Regions from separate parts of the Homo sapiens genome. Here region 1 is linked to region 2. Evidence: read pairs that join two places in POLR2A ChIA-PET (ENCODE). Cell type or tissue: CD4-positive, alpha-beta T cell. All regions are shown on one strand. Links, peaks and the distances in the headings refer to the core of each region. The heading gives the core; the rest is flanking DNA.

The links. Peaks named below come from ENCODE experiments on the same cell type or tissue, not always from the same donor. Only the 100,000 strongest peaks of a DNase experiment are listed, where the experiment ranks them.
Region 1: POLR2A ChIA-PET joins it to region 2 with 9 read pairs; 11 of 35 experiments call an interaction of 5 or more read pairs at or near these places.

The regions. Positions count from the first base shown.
Region 1 is chr6:24,948,845-24,957,182 of GRCh38, reverse strand. LOC105374981 (a long non-coding RNA gene) reads right to left here. Exons shown (of 3, transcript XR_007059514.1): 3 at 6,692-8,086. It also overlaps a transcript of RIPOR2 not described here. Among named protein-coding and RNA genes, the nearest start is that of RIPOR2, 17 kb to the right of the region's middle. In CD4-positive, alpha-beta T cell, for the core only: no CTCF peak of the experiment used is centred there; DNase peaks (open chromatin) are centred at 5,262 and 7,962; H3K4me3 peaks cover 3,387 bases; H3K27ac peaks cover 6,725 bases.
Region 2 is chr6:25,003,361-25,011,698 of GRCh38, reverse strand. It overlaps a transcript of RIPOR2 not described here. Among named protein-coding and RNA genes, the nearest start is that of RIPOR2, 72 kb to the right of the region's middle. RefSeq lists a silencer at 2,481-2,633. In CD4-positive, alpha-beta T cell, for the core only: no CTCF peak of the experiment used is centred there; DNase peaks (open chromatin) are centred at 2,138, 4,308 and 4,958; H3K4me3 peaks cover 797 bases; H3K27ac peaks cover 3,323 bases.

The sequences.
Region 1 (8,338 bases), core at 305-8,304, 55 kb after region 2:
AAAAATCTTCCTGTTGCATCCTTTATAAATGCTACTTAATGAATAATACATCAATCAATTAATTAAGCAAATGTACCAATAATTCAAAGCTACCTCATATTTTCAAGATCCAGGAGAAATGGTGGATAATAGATGAAATAAGTTTTCAGAGAAGTCAAGAGAAGACAGAGGCAGAAACAAAGATAACAGTTTAAGTTGGTGGAGAAACGATAGGTTGTTCAATAAATAAAACTTGGATCATTTGTTAACCATTTGGAAAAAACCTGAAGTGAGAATCCACCCACAGCAAAAACAAAAGTAATTCTACGTGCAACTGGTAATCGAAAGAGAAAATCTTAAAAGAACTACAAGAAAACAAAACAATGTTTATCTGATTCTGAGCTAGAGTAGATATTTGCAAGCAAGGCACAGAGAGCAAGATTTATTGATGTGGAAAGACGTTCCCTATAAATTGAGAGCTGTACAGATGAGTTATTAAAACTCCAGCCTCTGCGGCAGACTGCCTAGGTCCATAGCCCACCTCTACCGCTTAAAAACTTCAAACAGATTACTTAAATTCCTTAGGCCTCAGTTTCCTCATCTAGAAAGTGGGGATTATCATAATAATTACAACTACCTAGCGTGTCATGAGGATTAAATGAAATATTTGCATATCACAAATGATATAGAATGATATCTGACTGAACTTATTTTTATTAAATTTATATAAAAATTATGTCAGCTCATCATATCTCAGAGGTAAGATGATAAGTATTTAAGTTTTTCTCCCTTTTAACAAAAGTCTAATGGTTTCACAATAAGCATACACTGCTTTTAAAATAAGGAAAAAGTTATTTTTAACCTAAAAAATCATCTTAAAATCTCAGTGTAGAATATTTGTAGTCATGCAAAAATATTTATGATCTATTGTAAGAGGGAAAAAGAGATTTATGAGATAGCATGTGCGGAATAATTTCAATTGTGTAAAAATACTTATTTAATGTGCAGAGACACACAATCATGTGTGGAAAAAACAAAGAATCTACAATGCCAGCAGTAATTGTCTCTTAATGTTTGAGTTACATGTGATTTTTATTTTCTTCTTTGTGTCTTTCATATTTCCTAACATTTTCAATATGGATATGATTAATTACAAAACCAGAGAAAAGTTGTAATTTTTTTTTTTTTTTTTTTGAGACAGAGTCTCACTCTGTCGCCCAGGCTGGAGTGCGGTTGCTGCAATCTTGGCTCACTGCAACCTCCGCCTCCCAGGTTCAAGCAATTCTCCTGCCTCAGCCTCCCAAGTAGCTGGGATTACAGGCACCTGCCACCACACCTGGCTAATATTTTTTTGTATTTTTAGTAGAGACAGGGTTTCATCATGTTGGCCAGGCTGGTTTCGAACTCCTGACCTCAAGTGATCTACCCACCTCAGCCTCTCAAAGTGCTGGGATTACAGCCGTGAGCCACTGCACCAGGCTTGTAATTTTTTTTTTTTTTTTTTTGAAGGAGCAGCATGGACCTTAGACGGAGTAAGAGATAGGTTTTCAACTATAACAGAGGGGAAGAAAAGAAACTGCAGATTTAAAAGCGGAAGAGAAGAAAGTAAGAGAGTCATGCTTGATGGTCTATATTTTCTCTGAAATAGGAGGTGAGATAGGGAGAATGGTTTAAGCTTTGAAATAGTGGGGGGAGGAATGAAAAAGGGCTAACTAGAGATCTTTTTTAAAAATTGTGAGCAGGGGTGAGGGGCCTACTGTGTTTTAAAACTAACTTAATATTGTGTGAGCTGTGAGCCTTCTGTCCCCCAGGGCTCAGATGCCCCGGTCTAGGATATGGAGACAGATTAATCCAAGGCTGATGAGAGGTTACAAAGAAAATATGCCACGCATAGCGGAAGATCTGGAAGGTTCTAAGCCAAAATATTAACAGTGCTTATTTCTGGCTCTTGGGACTATGGTTGGATTTTAAACTTCCTTTTTAAATCTTACTTGCTTTATTTACAATGGACAGGTATTATAAATTGATAAATTTTTTGACAAAAAATTAAAATGCAAACAATACAAGCAAACATATAGAAGTAAACTCTCCTCCCAAAATATCTAATCCAGAGATAACATCCTTGTTCACATTTTGGCCAACATCCTTTCCTCTAAGCACATCTACACATACTCAGTATATATGTCATTACCTGTTCTACAAATCAGGATATATAAACGGCCACAACTCTTAATTCTTTTACTATTTGTTCATGTCCATATATACCACATTAGGAAGAATGCCCTAAGTGCTGCACAGCCACCAAAATGTCTAAGAATCTCAAAGACTTTCTCATTCTAGAAGGCATACATTTTATTATCAATGCTAGGACTCTTGGGAATGAGAATACGTTATTAATCCAACGTGTGCTGTTTATTTCTTTGCCATGAGAAGCCACTATTAAAGACGGGGCCTAAGGCTGAGTGCAGTGGTTCACACCTGTCATCTCAGCATTTTGGGAGGCTGAGGCAGAAGGATCACTTGAGCTCAGGAGTTCGAGACCAGCCTGAGCAATATAGTGAGATATTGTCTCTACAAAAAATTTGCCAGGCATGGTGACACATGCCTGTAGTCCCAGCTACCTGGGAGGCTGAGACAGGAGAAACGCTTAAGCCTGGGAGGTTAAGGCTGCACTGAGCCATGATAACACCACTGCATTCCAAGCTGGGCAACAGAGTGAGACCCTGTCTCAAAAAAAAAAAAAAAAAGGAGAGAGAGACTGGGCCTGCACAGTTCACCAGGTGTGATTCCTGTGTTGCAGCGGCAGTCACTGGTCACCAATCCTCACCTGCCCTGCTGTGTTTCTCAGCTTGGGCTTCAAAGTTGGAGTTCTCCCTTCTAAAGTCAACATTCTGCCAAGGATCATAATTGTGCCAGGGTGTTTGTATCTGAAGACACTGACTAGCGATAAGAGAAAATATTCAGGAATAGGGAGGTCCACTTGCTAAATGCAAACCAGCCTGCCTCTGAGCATCCTCAGGTGCTTCTGTTGAGTCCAAGTTACCAACCCGCCCTCCAGGTAATTTTATTTAGGGCTCTGTATTAGTATGCTTGGGCTGCCATAACAAAATAGCCCTGGTGGCTTCAACAACAGAAATGTATTTCATCACAATTCTTGGGGCTAGAAGTCCAAGATCATCAATGTTCCAGCTGTAAGAAGAAAGCATATCCTTCTTTCCCATCACTAGGTTCATGACTGAGGCTCCAATAACAAAGGACCGATTAACAAGAGAAAAGCAGACAAATTTAATGAACGTAAGTTTTACATGACAGGGGAGCCTTTAGAAATGAAGACTCAAAGAAACAGAGAAGCTTGTGTATTTTTATGCTTAGGTTTGATGACGAGGAGACAGTCATGCAGATGTATGATTGGACAAAGGGATCATCTAATGTTCATAAACTGGGGGAATGTTTTGAAGACTGTTCAGATTCTTCTTTGTGTCTTTGTGTCTTCAGAAATAAGGGTCTACCATTCCTCCAGGTATAGGGAAGGTACTTCTCAAATGAAAGCCTTGTGACCCGCTTCAGCAGAGAAGGATGAGGGAAAGGTGAGAGCGACCTTCTTGCTTCTGCTGTTTTCTCAAATGCCAAGGTACCACACTTTGAAGTAGCATGGCCTGAACCCCATCTCAGCTGATTCGCTTTCTGGTGAGAGCTCTCTTCCTGGCTTGCAGGAAGCTGCCTTCTCATTATGTCCTCACATGGTCTTTCTGTGGGGCACACACCTGGAGAGAGAGAGGGCTCTCCAGTGTCTCTTCTATAAGGACACTAATCTTATCAGATCAGGGCCCCACACTTATGATTTCATTTAACCTTAATTTTTTTTGGGGGGGGGCAGAGTTTTGCTCTTGTTGCCCAGGCTGCAATTCAATGGCACAATATCGGCTCACCGCAACCTCTGCCTCCCGGGTTCAAGAGAGTCTCCTGTCTCAGCCTCCCAAGTAGCTGGGATTACAGGCATGCACCACCATGCCTGGCTAATTTTGTATTTTTAGTAGAGACGGGGTTTCTCCATGTTGGTCAGGCTGGTCTTGAACTCCTGACCTCAGGTGATCCGCCCGCTTTGACCTCCCAAAGTGCTGGGATTACAGGCATGAGCCACCACACCCAGCCATAACCTTCATTATTAATACTTCCTTACTCCAAATACAGCCACACTGGGGATTAGGACTTCTATATATGAAATTCGGGGAGACACATACATTCAGTGCATAACAGGTTCTCACTGTGCTTCCCACTAATTCTATGCCCAGCACTTTCCCCTACTGCGTTATCACATTAACTATATGGCTACTCCTTATTTACATGTGTATGTTATTCTTTCTAGATTTAAAAAAGACTTTTGTAAAGCAAACAGCATACATTGTTTCTTTCTGTCTAGTGGTGTGCTGGAGTCAGCACATACCTGCTTATGAGAGCCAGTTGTTAGTTTCAGAAATGTTGTGAGCTGTTTGTTAAAACAGCCATGATTTAAAATTAAATTATATAAGTGTGCAATTAAATAAATTACATTTAAAACAATGCTAATAAATACTCAATACTCATCAGCTCCTCATTACTACCTTTTATTATTATCTGTGCACTGGAGGTTATTTACATCGATTGTATCTGGTTGGTGGAAATGGTGTGCTACTGTGCATCTCTTCCCAACTTTGCTTCAATGATGTTGCATTAGTAGCTTGAAATTAGTCATGGTGGGAGTATTAGCACTATGAAAATCCATAAGCACTGCAAATCAGCTCCCTTACCTCAGAGCTAGTTATTTAGTTTTTACCAGCATACTACTCGCAGTCTATATCCCCAGCAGCCAACATGACAGGATCCCCAGTAAATGCTGTCTGACTGGCTGGATGAATGGATGGATGATAGGAAAGAATAATAGAGAGAGAGCAGTAGAGATTAGGTGACAGGAATAACAGCTGGCAGAGGATGTTGGCTAGGTGGGGCATTTACTATTCTGCGCTTTACCTTGCAGCCTACCCAGCCAACAACCTCAGTTGTTCTATTTCCTTCTTTGTGGGTTTCTCATGTTGTGTTCTTACACATTGTGCAAAAGAGTGCAATATAGTACAGAAAAAATGTGGTCATCCTATGTTGCTCCATCGCATTTCAAAAGAGGTATAAATTTTACATTCTGGTTCATTCCACTGGAGACAGTGGTGTGGCAATGTCCACTGCAGAATACAGGAAGCCCCACATTTACAATTCACTACATATTTACGACTACTGTGGATCCAGCGGAAGGTAAGCAGGGTGGGGTCCTGTTGTGGCAAGGTAGTCTTTACCACAAGTTCCGTTCTCATATGCCCTCATCCCAGTGTGTAGAAAGAAAGGAGAACTAAATATTGCTGCCAAAGCTGATTATTCTGTGAATTAGGGACCAGTGAAAAAATCCTACCCAGAAAATGCCAGAAGCAAGGTCTGGATTTCTTTTTCTCACCAAACCTTTAAAAACTCCGCCCCACCAACCATGACATTTCCTTTGTACCAGTTTTTAATGTTCCTATGAAGTGCCTTACACAGTTTTCTTTTAGCGCATGTAAACAGGAGAGAAACTGGGAAAAACAACTAGAGTAGCAGAAGCGTGAGGCAAAGGAACTGGAAAGAAAGTGATGGAGAAACATTTATTGTTATAAGCACAGTTGCTTCGGAATTCTCTTTAAGCTGCTTTTGAAGGGATCCTTTTACGGAAGTCTTATCTTTGTCAACAAAATTTGAAGACCCCCTATTCCATTAGTTGGCAGACAACACCATGCAAAGACAGCGATTCGACTGCAAAACTCATGAATGAGCTGATTAATTTACGTGAGAAAATGTCTATTTGCCCCTCTCTTACAAAAAACCTGGGGGCTGCAGCACTTAGAAGACAACACAAGTTCTCCTGAGCATAAAAACCATAATCAGGCTCTGTGTAATGGTAGTTCCTCTGCCTAATATTGGGAGGTAGAGCAAAGGTCACTGTAGGGCAGAGTGTTCCGATCACCCTGACACCTGTGACCTGGTGACCACCCACTACTCTCTCAGGTGTCATTCTACCACTTCCATGTTGATATGAACTTCTAAAGTCTCTGATCGCTCTTGCCTAGAGAACTTCTGGAAATCAATGAAGTCATTGATTTTTAAAATGTCTGGAACATTGATTTCTATCAGGCCTCACGCAAAGATCTTGGCTGACCTTTGTCTTCTAGGATGTCGCAGTCTAGCAGGGCATGCTGCCTTCAAAACTGACACACAAGACCTAGATCCTGTGGCTGCAAGTCTAATGCCTGGACTGTGTTCTATGGTACTGCAGAGGTCAGCAGAGAAAATAAAAGATTTGAGAAATCAGCACTAAAGCAGCAAACCCTATGCACCCAACCCCATCCACCTCGCCTGTTAGATAGCTGCACTTTAGGCTTGTTTAAATGAATATATTTTCTTTTTGTTCAGATGGAACAGTTCAGTCATCCCTGTAAGAACTTTCTGGCATAGGTTTCCACAGGTTTGACTCACTGGCTCTTCAAAAGTGTTTTGGCTTGCTCCGGTGACCCTGCCATGTTTCATGTCCCCTACTGCCCATTCACTTAGATTCCTTGTCCTTAATCTCTGCATCAGTAAAGTGAGGACAGACACACTGAGCTCCCTTTTACTTCGTAAGGAAAACAGAAGGATAAGCCACACATACTCCCAAGTATCTTAGGGAAAATGTGCCTTTATTGTCATTAATATTGTCATCATAAAGTAAACCATGAGATTACAGGATTGTGCAAGAGTGAATGCAGAGCCCAAATTTTTCCAAGGGTGAATAAAGGATGGTTGAATAGGAGGGAGGGAGGGAGGAAGAAAAGAGAAAGAATCTTGCATTTAAGACAAGCATTGCCAACTTTCTGCCTTCACAGAGTGATCTGGCCCAAGCAAGTACTTGACAGGATTATTATTATCAGATAATACCTATAATCAGCAATACCATATTACTTTTGCATAAAGTTTTTACTAGAAACCATCCAATGAAACACTACTAGGTGCTCTTCCAGGAACATTTGATACTCAGCACCTTGGTTCATAGCAGCACCGGGCATTTATACTACCCTGTAAATAGCAACAACTGAACTACATGGATGCAACAGGCAGCTGGTTGCATTTGCAACGTTTTTGACACTAGGTCATCTCTAGGATGAGCAGTGAATATAGTGAGAGAGTGGAGCCACCCCTTCCCCGCTCTGCTTCCTCCACCTCACTCACTCACAATACTTAACAACTCTCCTATTTGGTACTTTGTTAAAACTTTGGATGAAATTTCATAAGAAAATAATTCACCCAGAATTCTAACATTTCTCCAGGGGCTGCCCCTTCCAGGTGGTGGGCTATAGCACCCAGGGGCTTTCCCTGAGGGACAAGGAGCTAGGCCCTGGTGAACTCTTGCTAACCAGCTTCAGATCTCTGAGGGGCCACTTCTTCACCTCAGGGTGGCTAGTGAGCCCTGCGCCCCATTGCCACCATGGGTTTCCATGATATTAGAAGATGGGAATATAATATTTATACTGTTTTTGGCATTTGCCAAGTCCCCACTGGAAAAAGCAAGCTGGCATACCTTTATTTACTCCTGCCCATTTTCTCCAAGGTTGCTTAGAGTCCCCAGAAAGCTGGCCCAACCTACCTATTTCACGAAACCTGACCCTAAAGATGTCCTGAAAAGCCCTGAGACCCTTCACGTGCAGAGGCTGAGAGGGCAATCTAATGACTCTACTGCTGAATTTGCAAGGATACGGGTTTATAACCGTTGGTAAGGTGAGAAGTCTCTAAAATCTGCTGTAAAAACACCTTTTAAAGGCTTCAACCTCGTGATACTTTCATGAGGTTTGAGTTCTGGGTTTTGCTTCTTGTTTTTTGGAGAGCTGGCGGCTTTCTGCTCCCCTCCCTCTTGAAACTATGGTGTTTCTATCTTCTTGCTTTCTCCTCCTCTGGCCCCCAGCATTTTCCTTGGTCTACACCCTTGTTTGTAAGTCTTGGTTCACTGCCTTCAGCGCTGTTTGTGGTCTCAGAGAGGATGGGTGGCGCTTTTCAAATTGTTGTCACACCAGATATGGTTCTAAGAAAAGGAAAAAAAAAGATACTATTTGAAGAGTTAAGGAGGAGAGAGTGACATGGATGTACAGAGATGAAATGAGCCCTGGATTGTTTTTGACACCTAAGAGAAGTCAGGGAACAGGGACAAGAGGGAGAGGGTTGGAGAGAGGAGGAAAAGGGGCCAGAACCAGTGCCTCAGAAGCTTGACCCATTGGTCGTTACAAAGTTTCCCTGTGGTCAACCTGAACTGACATTTAAAAGGCAAAAAAATGTT
Region 2 (8,338 bases), core at 227-8,226:
ATGCAGTCAATTTTTAGTAGTTAAGAACTTGCTTCCTTTTACTTATGCTCCAGCCTGTGCTTTATTAAAGAATATAAAAATATAAGAATGTAATCCCAAGAAACAATAAACTTTGCTTGGCTTCCCGATGTAACACCATCCAATTCCCCTCACACATTATAGTGTAACACAGGCCAACAGATAAAGTTTTCCTTTGTGGAAAAGCAGACTAAACTGTGGTTTGATGACTATGTGACATATTCTAGAGTTCAGATACAAGATCCAAAGTAATGTGGCAGTGATGCCTGGAGCCCTGTCAATCCCCGTGTCATCCCCAGTGTCTCACCAGAAGACTGGATCCTGGGAAACTGCTCCTTCTGGAGACTTCCTTTTGATTACAATGCACACACATATATGCACACATTATATACATGCACACACATATATACCTACATGTACATATACATATGTGGACATATATATAAACCCAATTCCTAATTTATAAAATTTATAAAATATTAAAACATGTAACCACCATTTCTGTTGGCATTCCTAGCCTCCCTCCACTGCTCATTGCCAAATTCTTCTTTTCCAATGAGTCATTGTAAAAACAAATTTTTTTTCATAGATTCTGTAGATGAAAAAGTGAAGAACAGGATGAAGTAACATGGGAAGATATTTGAAGGCAGAAGATATAAGGGACAGACTCAAGCAGGGTCCCAACTAGAGAGAACAACCTTTCCCAACCACCCAGGCAGAGAAGCCATTCTTTATCTGTGTCCCTATGCTACTTGCACACACTTCTAGTGTAGCACGCATGGGGATCATTTGTTGGCAGTGGTGTCTTCCCCTATAACCTATATGCTCCTCAAAGGCAAGAAGTCCATCTTATTTATTTTTGTATCTCATCCTGTCTAGTGTCCCTTGTAGCACCAGAGACCTAGCAAGCACTAAAAAAATGTTGGCTTAAGAAACGTTTACGGAGTGGAAGTGGAAGGAAATCTTTTCTTTCCTGCTTGCCTGAATAATATAGGATCTATAGCACAGGCTCCTACTTATAAAGCCCATATAAATCCTGGCGCTCCCATAGCCCAATCCTAGTATAGAGTTCTAGTCAAAAAATGCCATCTAACAAGAAAAAGTAATTTTAAAATAATTCTAATTTTCACTTGAATCTCTTGAAGGACACTGTCTCAGTTCATTTTGTTTTGCCCTAAAGGAAAAACTGTGTAATCTGTCAAGTAAAGAGGCTTATCTGGCTCATGGTTCCGCAGGCTGTACACGAAGCCTCGCACCAGCATCTGCATCTGGTGAAGGCGTCAGACTGCTTCCACTCAAGGCGGGAGGTGAAGGGGTGCCAGCTCTGTAGAGCTCATGGGGTGACAGAGGAGGAAAGGGGGAGGAAGGAGGGCCAGGCTCTTTCTAACAACCAGCTCTGGTGGGAAGAGGGGACTAATATAGTGATGATTCAATCATCCCCAGGGAGGGCACGAGACTGTTCATGAGGGATCTGTCCCCATGGCCAAACACCTCCATTAGGCCCCACCTCCAACATTGGGATTAAATTTTAACCTGAGGTTAATGGGGGACAAACATTCAAACTATAGCAAACATTAAAAAGAATTAAACTCATAACCTACTATAATACCTGTAAACATTTTCCATTTGCTTCCTCTCCAGTTTTCTCTTCTCTTGAAGCTGTTCTTGATCCTCTGTCTCTCTGAACTACTTCCTCCTAACTCTCTCCTGGAAGTTCTTCTGGGCATCCGTTCTCCCATGCTCTCCTGCCTCATGCCACACCACAGGGCCTTTCCTGCTGGCCACAAAACCCACTTGGCCCAGGGCAGTAGAAGGCTGTGTGGCCTCTTTGCTTGGAGACAGTTGAGTCCCCACCTCCACCCACAGGAAGTATCGTTCTTTCCTTATCCTGCTTTCCTCCCAAAAAATAATCATAAAGAATTTCTGGAATTCTATTATCTGTTAATATTACTTGTTATCTCATGAGTTAGATAGACTTTATGGGAGAGCTTGAAACTTGACCACCATTTAAAACACGGTTTCTGCGGGAAAGGCCACCATACATACTGAACCGCTGATTTACAAGCCAACTTTTGGAATACAACTTATTCATAAGCTGGGAGCCATCTGGGTGGTAACGAGCTTTGTGGTTTCTTCTTTTGGTTTCATGGTTTTGAATGAAGTTTGATCAAAGTTAAAATGGAGGAAACATTTCCTACGAATTCATTGGTATTTATCTGGCAGAAGTAAATATTTCTGGAGGAATATGGACTTCAGAATGGTAAGACGATTTCTAAGGGATTTCTCTTGTTTAATCGACCAAATTAACAACTCAGGCTGGAGTATTTAGGATTGAGTTACCAGAAAGAGGAAAGTGAATTCAGAGAAACTGCTAATCAAGATAAAGGTTGAAAGGCAGAGAAGCAAGGGATAAAGAACACTGTATTCTGTCTGACCTGCTTACAGAAGCAGGTCTTCTCCTGTTTTTGACACTGGTCTTAGTAAGCTCCTCTTCCCTTTGTGCTCCCTACTGCGAGGGGCTTGCCTTTCCCCACGAGACCAACATCACTCGCCCATGCTTTTGAAGCCAAGAGCAGTGGGATGCCACCAGCAAGACCCTGCATCAATTAGAGCTCCAGTCTCTGCTTTTGTTGCCTTCTCTGAGGTGAGGCAGCAGTCAGCATGGACAAGAGCCATCCTGCATCAGTGTCCTGGCTTCATCCCTAACAAGCTACATGAGCTCAAGCAAGCTATTGACCTCTCCCTGCTTAGTTTCCCAATATACCAAGTGGAAAGTAGCACCTGCTGAACTGCCAAGAACAGTGCTTCTCAACCCTGGCACTTCCCTAGAGGGAATGGAAGGAGACCCACAAATGCCAATGGCTCCTCCAGAGCCATCATCTTGCCTATCTCCTCATCAAATTTCCTTGGCATCCTGACCAATTTCTACCACTTTTATTCTTGGAGCAGATGTCAGAGAGGCCACTTTCTTTGGAAATCATCTCCTGCTCCCTTTCATATCTGAAATCTCTTATTGTATTGGTGTCCTATTGCTACTGTAACAAATTACCCAAAATATAGTGGCTTAAAACAGTGTAATTTTATTATGTTTTATAGGCCAGAAGTCCAAGTCTTATAGGCCAGAAGTCCAAAATGGATCTTACAAGGCTTAACTCAAAGGCTGCATTCCCCTCAAGGCTTGGAGCCTGTTTCCTTGCCTTTTCCAGCTTCTAGAGCCACCTTCGCTTGTGGCCACAGCATTTCAGCCTTTGCCACTGTCCTCACATCTCTTTCTCTGACTGACCCCTCTTATGGGGACCCTTTTGAGTACATCAGGCCCTCCTGCATGATCCAGGGCCATCTCCCCATCTCAAGACCCTTAACTTAGCTGGGCACGGTGGCTCACGCCTGTAATCCCAGCACTTTGGGAGGCCGAGGCGGGTGTCTCACGAGGTCAGGAGTTCGAGATCAGCTTGACCAACATGGTTGAAAAAAAAAATGCTTAACTTAATTATATCTGCAAAGTCCCTTTCACCATGCAGTTCTAGAGACTAGCATGTGGATGTGTTTGGGGGACCATCATTCAGCTACCATGCTTGTCTTGGCATCACAGTAAAACATGAGGCAGATTCTTACTACTGATTTTAATAAAAATAGTTTTAAAATATTTTTAAAAAATAAAAATAAGGCAGAAACAGTTCCATTTGACATTTTCATTGGAGGTATTTCCAGTGTTTCCAGCATTGGTTGCCTGGGATGATGCCACTAAACATGATAGGAAATAGAGGTCGGGGGCAAACTAGGGGTGAGGGCAGGTGGGGCTACAGCATGCTTATTTGTTGGTATGTTGTGTTTGAGGTCCCTCCCGGATATCAATGTAGAAATGTCTACAGCAGTTGGAAGAACAGCTCTGGGGCCGGGGAGAAAAGCCTGGGCATGGATGTAAATGTGGAGTTATTGACAGAGATGATACAGTTGAAGCCATGGGGGTGCCTAAGATCACCGAGAAGGAAGATGGGGAGGGCAGGAAGGAAGGGCCAAGAGTGCAAGGTGTCTGGGGAAGAAGAATAAGGTCAGAGAGCACAGGACTTTTAGAGAGGCCAAAGGAAAATGAAGTAACAATTATAAAGATAATAATTGCCTGCATATTGGTAAAGTGAAACTTCATTTGATCATATCTTGCTTATTATGTACATAGGGAAAACCCACTCATTTTATTTATGGTAACATTTTTCAGTATGTCACATTCACAAAATTGACCAAGTGAGGATTTGTCATAGTATTGAGCGCCCGTGGTGGAGCAGGCAGTGTCAGTGATGAGAATGTGAAAATGAATCAGCAGGTCCTTTGTGCTCACTTCTTCAACCCACAGGATAAGACCAACAATATCAGAGAAGTTACCTCCTCTGAGAAGCAGGCCACTACTCAGGTGGACTAGAAGATCCAGCTTACCGTGTAGACACAGAATAGCCTCTGTTCATGGTATTTTGCCTTTAATAGGCTTTTCTTTATCTATTGAAGATATTAAGATACTGGCCATTCTCTCCAGCAGTATTAAGAAGACTAATAATAATAATAACAAAAGTCCATGTCACCATAGCCAAAACAGAAAACAGAGCAGAAACTTGGTGAAGTTAATCAAATAATTGCTGCAGGCCCTTGGTTATGGAGAACTCTCCCTGCTTTTGGTTGAGCAAGAGACCCTCCCAGAGCCTGGCACTGGGATTCCCACAGCGTTCCATTCCAGAGCCACAGGGTCCCAGCAGGCACACCACACAGCATTTGAGTTCCAGCTCCTCTAGGCTTTCAGCCATGGCACAGTTTGTTTGTTTTTCCCCAAAGCAAAGTGCTGCCTGGCAGCTGAAAAGAGTGCATGTTTCCTCTTTCTCAACCTGGCTTCTTATATAGCTGTGCTATATTTGGCAGCTCAGTCTTACTTCCTATTCCAAATGCTTCCTCTTCCTGTGGGGAGAATTCTCAGAACTCTCGTGGCTCTGGTAGGTGTTATCAAAAACTTGTGCAAGGCCACTTGGTGGTACAGTCCGTACTCCACAGAGCCACCTCCCAGCTCAGTGACTCACCTGTGCCTGGAGGACACAGGGGATGAACTCTTCAAAAAAAGAACAGAGAGTTCCAGGACACCTTTCACTTGAATTGTGATGAAGGTTTAATAATGAACAAAAGCAGAGGGAGATTGGAATTTGTGGGGGTGAGGTGGCAAGAGAGATTTGAAAAGACAGATGAGACTTTAAGGCCTGAAGACAAATACAATTTATTCCTCAAAGAAAAAGTAGTAATTATTTGTTTGAGATCTATCTTCCCCTGTAGACTATAAGAATCATGAGAACCATGAGAGGCCATGCCATTTTTTGTGCATTGTTTTAACTCTAGTAAAGTGCTGGCTGGTATTATAGTAGGTGCTCAATTAATGTTTATTGAACAAATGAATAAACGAATGAATGAAGGCAGAAAGAGGCATGAGCATTGAAAAGTAATCCTTTAAAAACATGTGTTGGTATATGGAAAGAGAAAGAAAAACTGTATACATGTTAACAGTATTTATTTCTGAGTGGAGGGATTAGAGAGTATTCTAATTGTTTTCCTTTTATGATTTTCTGTTGTAGTCTCATTTTCCTATAATGATTTCTCATGCCTGTTTAACAGAAATATTTTAAAGTAAGGATTCAAAATTTAAAAAGCCTGGAAGGAAATATATAAACCTTAGAGCAGCTTTTGTGCTGGGCATAGAATTGTAGAGTTTTATTTTATTTTCTGAATGTTCTATTGCTTTCATCATCTGAGAACACTTTTGAAACGAACAAGTTAGTGAGTCACCATGGCAGGAGAGCACTATTGTAGGAGGGCTGGGATCCCAGAGCTCAGTGATCATGAAGAAAATGTCAAGTTAAACAGGAGAAGAAGGTGATGTATATAATGGCATATCTTTTGATCGGTAAATGTATATATATATATATATATATATATATATATATATATATATATATATCTCCATAGGGATTTTATTTTTGAAACACCCCTTGGAAATACCTGCCACATTCACCAGAAGCTAAATAGGTCCTGCATAATTTCTTCATTCCCACTTGTGAGAGACTATGTCTCTGACTTTGTTCACAGTTAAGGATAATTTTTTTTCATTGACTAAGATGAGACATAGATTTCTTATGCTTCTTTCAAATGAAAACTTATAAATACCGGCTATTTAGGGATATTTTACAATTGCACAGGTAGGAAAATCAGAACACAAAATATCATTGTTGTATAGATGCTCTGCAGGTCTGTGCAGGTCGCTCTATGACACTTATGGATTAATGGGGAGTTTTGTCTGGTAAATTGATTTGTAATCTGCTGGAGAAACATTTTGAGCTGTATTTGGTTTGATTAAGGTGGAACCTAGTCTAAATCTACGGACAACCCGGTCAGAGTCAGCCTCGTAGATGAAAACCCCAGGGCCTCCTTCAACCTCTGGTGACCACAACAGTGTGAAGTGTTACTGCAGGAGTAGCCACTCCAATCCTGTTAGCTCTGCCAGATAGGGAAATAGGCAGAGAAATTCTCCTGGTGCAAAGCTATCAGCTGTAGCTTAAGGGTGAAAGAATTCACTAATTAATACCATGATGTTGGGGGTAATAGAATGGATGACACAGCAGAGTGTGTGTGTGTGTGTGTGTGTGTGTGTGTGTGTGTGTGTGTGTGTAGCCTATTTGAATACATTTGGGGTACTAGCTTTTGATTCAGATCATAACATATTTGGATGGTTGGAATTAAAACAATGGGGAATTAAAATGTGAGAATACTAAAGTACCTTAAGGAAGGAACTGGAAAAATGTTTGTCTCCCTTCAAAGACAGCAGATTTACATGCACACACGTGCGCATGCACACATACATACAAACACACACACACACAAACTAGATGCCAGTAAAACAAAACAAAACAAAACAAAAAAATGGCATGGCTTCTCTCCAAAAACAACCCATACAAACTCTAAAAGGGCATCCTTCAGTTTTCTGCCTCCAGTTCGGGACAAATAGTCCCTCAGCAGCCCCTTGCATAATGGGATCTCTCTGATTGGCCTGCTGAGCAGGGATCCCTGGCTTCTTGAGTCCTGATGCTGGCTACTGTCAAATCAGTGCTGTTTGCAGGCACTCATCTCCCTTCTTGGCAGGAGAAAACCTGGAGAGGAGGCGACAAGGTGGAGAAAAATCCAGTACAGGGGGTGAATGGTGAACATAAAGGAGAAGCTGTTACCCTCTCCAGGCCAAGGAGAACTGCTGTGGAAATGCTACACTGTGACCAAGCAGTAGGGATTATGAGGTATACAGAGACTTTTTTTAACTTGCATCTGATTGTGTGATATTTAGTTACATGACTTTGGTGGTCTAAAGCCTGTCTGTGCCTTGTTCTTTTTTTCCATATCCATCATTCAACAATCGGATCCTATGAGTTATTCCATTTTAATTTCCATCTTTCACTGAGTTTGGGTATCATTGTGGTTGTTAGGTATTTTAGCCAGATTTAGTGCTTTTTTGAGGTATTCAGAAACTGTCTATAAGTCTCAGGAAGTTGAGACAATGAACATGTCACAACCATAATATCCCTTGGTTTGTTTCTACTCAGTTACTCCTTTTCACTGTGGGCTGCTCAAATCCCCTCCAGATGCACTATTGTGTGTTTAGGACATATAAAATACCACTAGAGCTGCTTCCATTTGTACTTTATTCACACAGTGACATGACAAATGAAAGAAGAGTGGTAAATGGTCATAACTGAACTGGGGTCAGATTTATTAGACTATTTTTAACATACGAATTCAAAAATACTATTTGAACAAGTAAGTATCTGAAGTTTGCACTTACCTGTTGGAAAAGCTAAGACTGGAACGCATTCTACTGAAAATATAAAAAAGTTAGGCTTGGAATAAGAGGTAATGCTACCTTTAAAGGAGATTTTAGGCCAGGCATGGTGGCTCATGTTTGTAATGCCAGCACTTTGGGAGGCCAAGGTGGGCAGATAGCTTGAGCCCAGAAGGTGGAGACCAGACTGGGCAACATAGTAAGACCCCGTCTCCACCAAAAAATAGAAAAATTACCCAGGTGTGGTGGTGCACGCATGTAGTCCCAGCTACTTGGGAGGCTGAGGTGCAAGGATCACTTGAGCCCAGGGAGGTTGAGGCTACACTGAGCCATGACTGCGCCACTGCACTCCAGTCTGGGCAACAGAATGAGATCCTGTCTCGAAAAGAAGAAAAAGGAGATGATAATAATAATAATAATAATAATAATAATAATAATAATAATGTGTTAATTCTGAAAAACTGATAA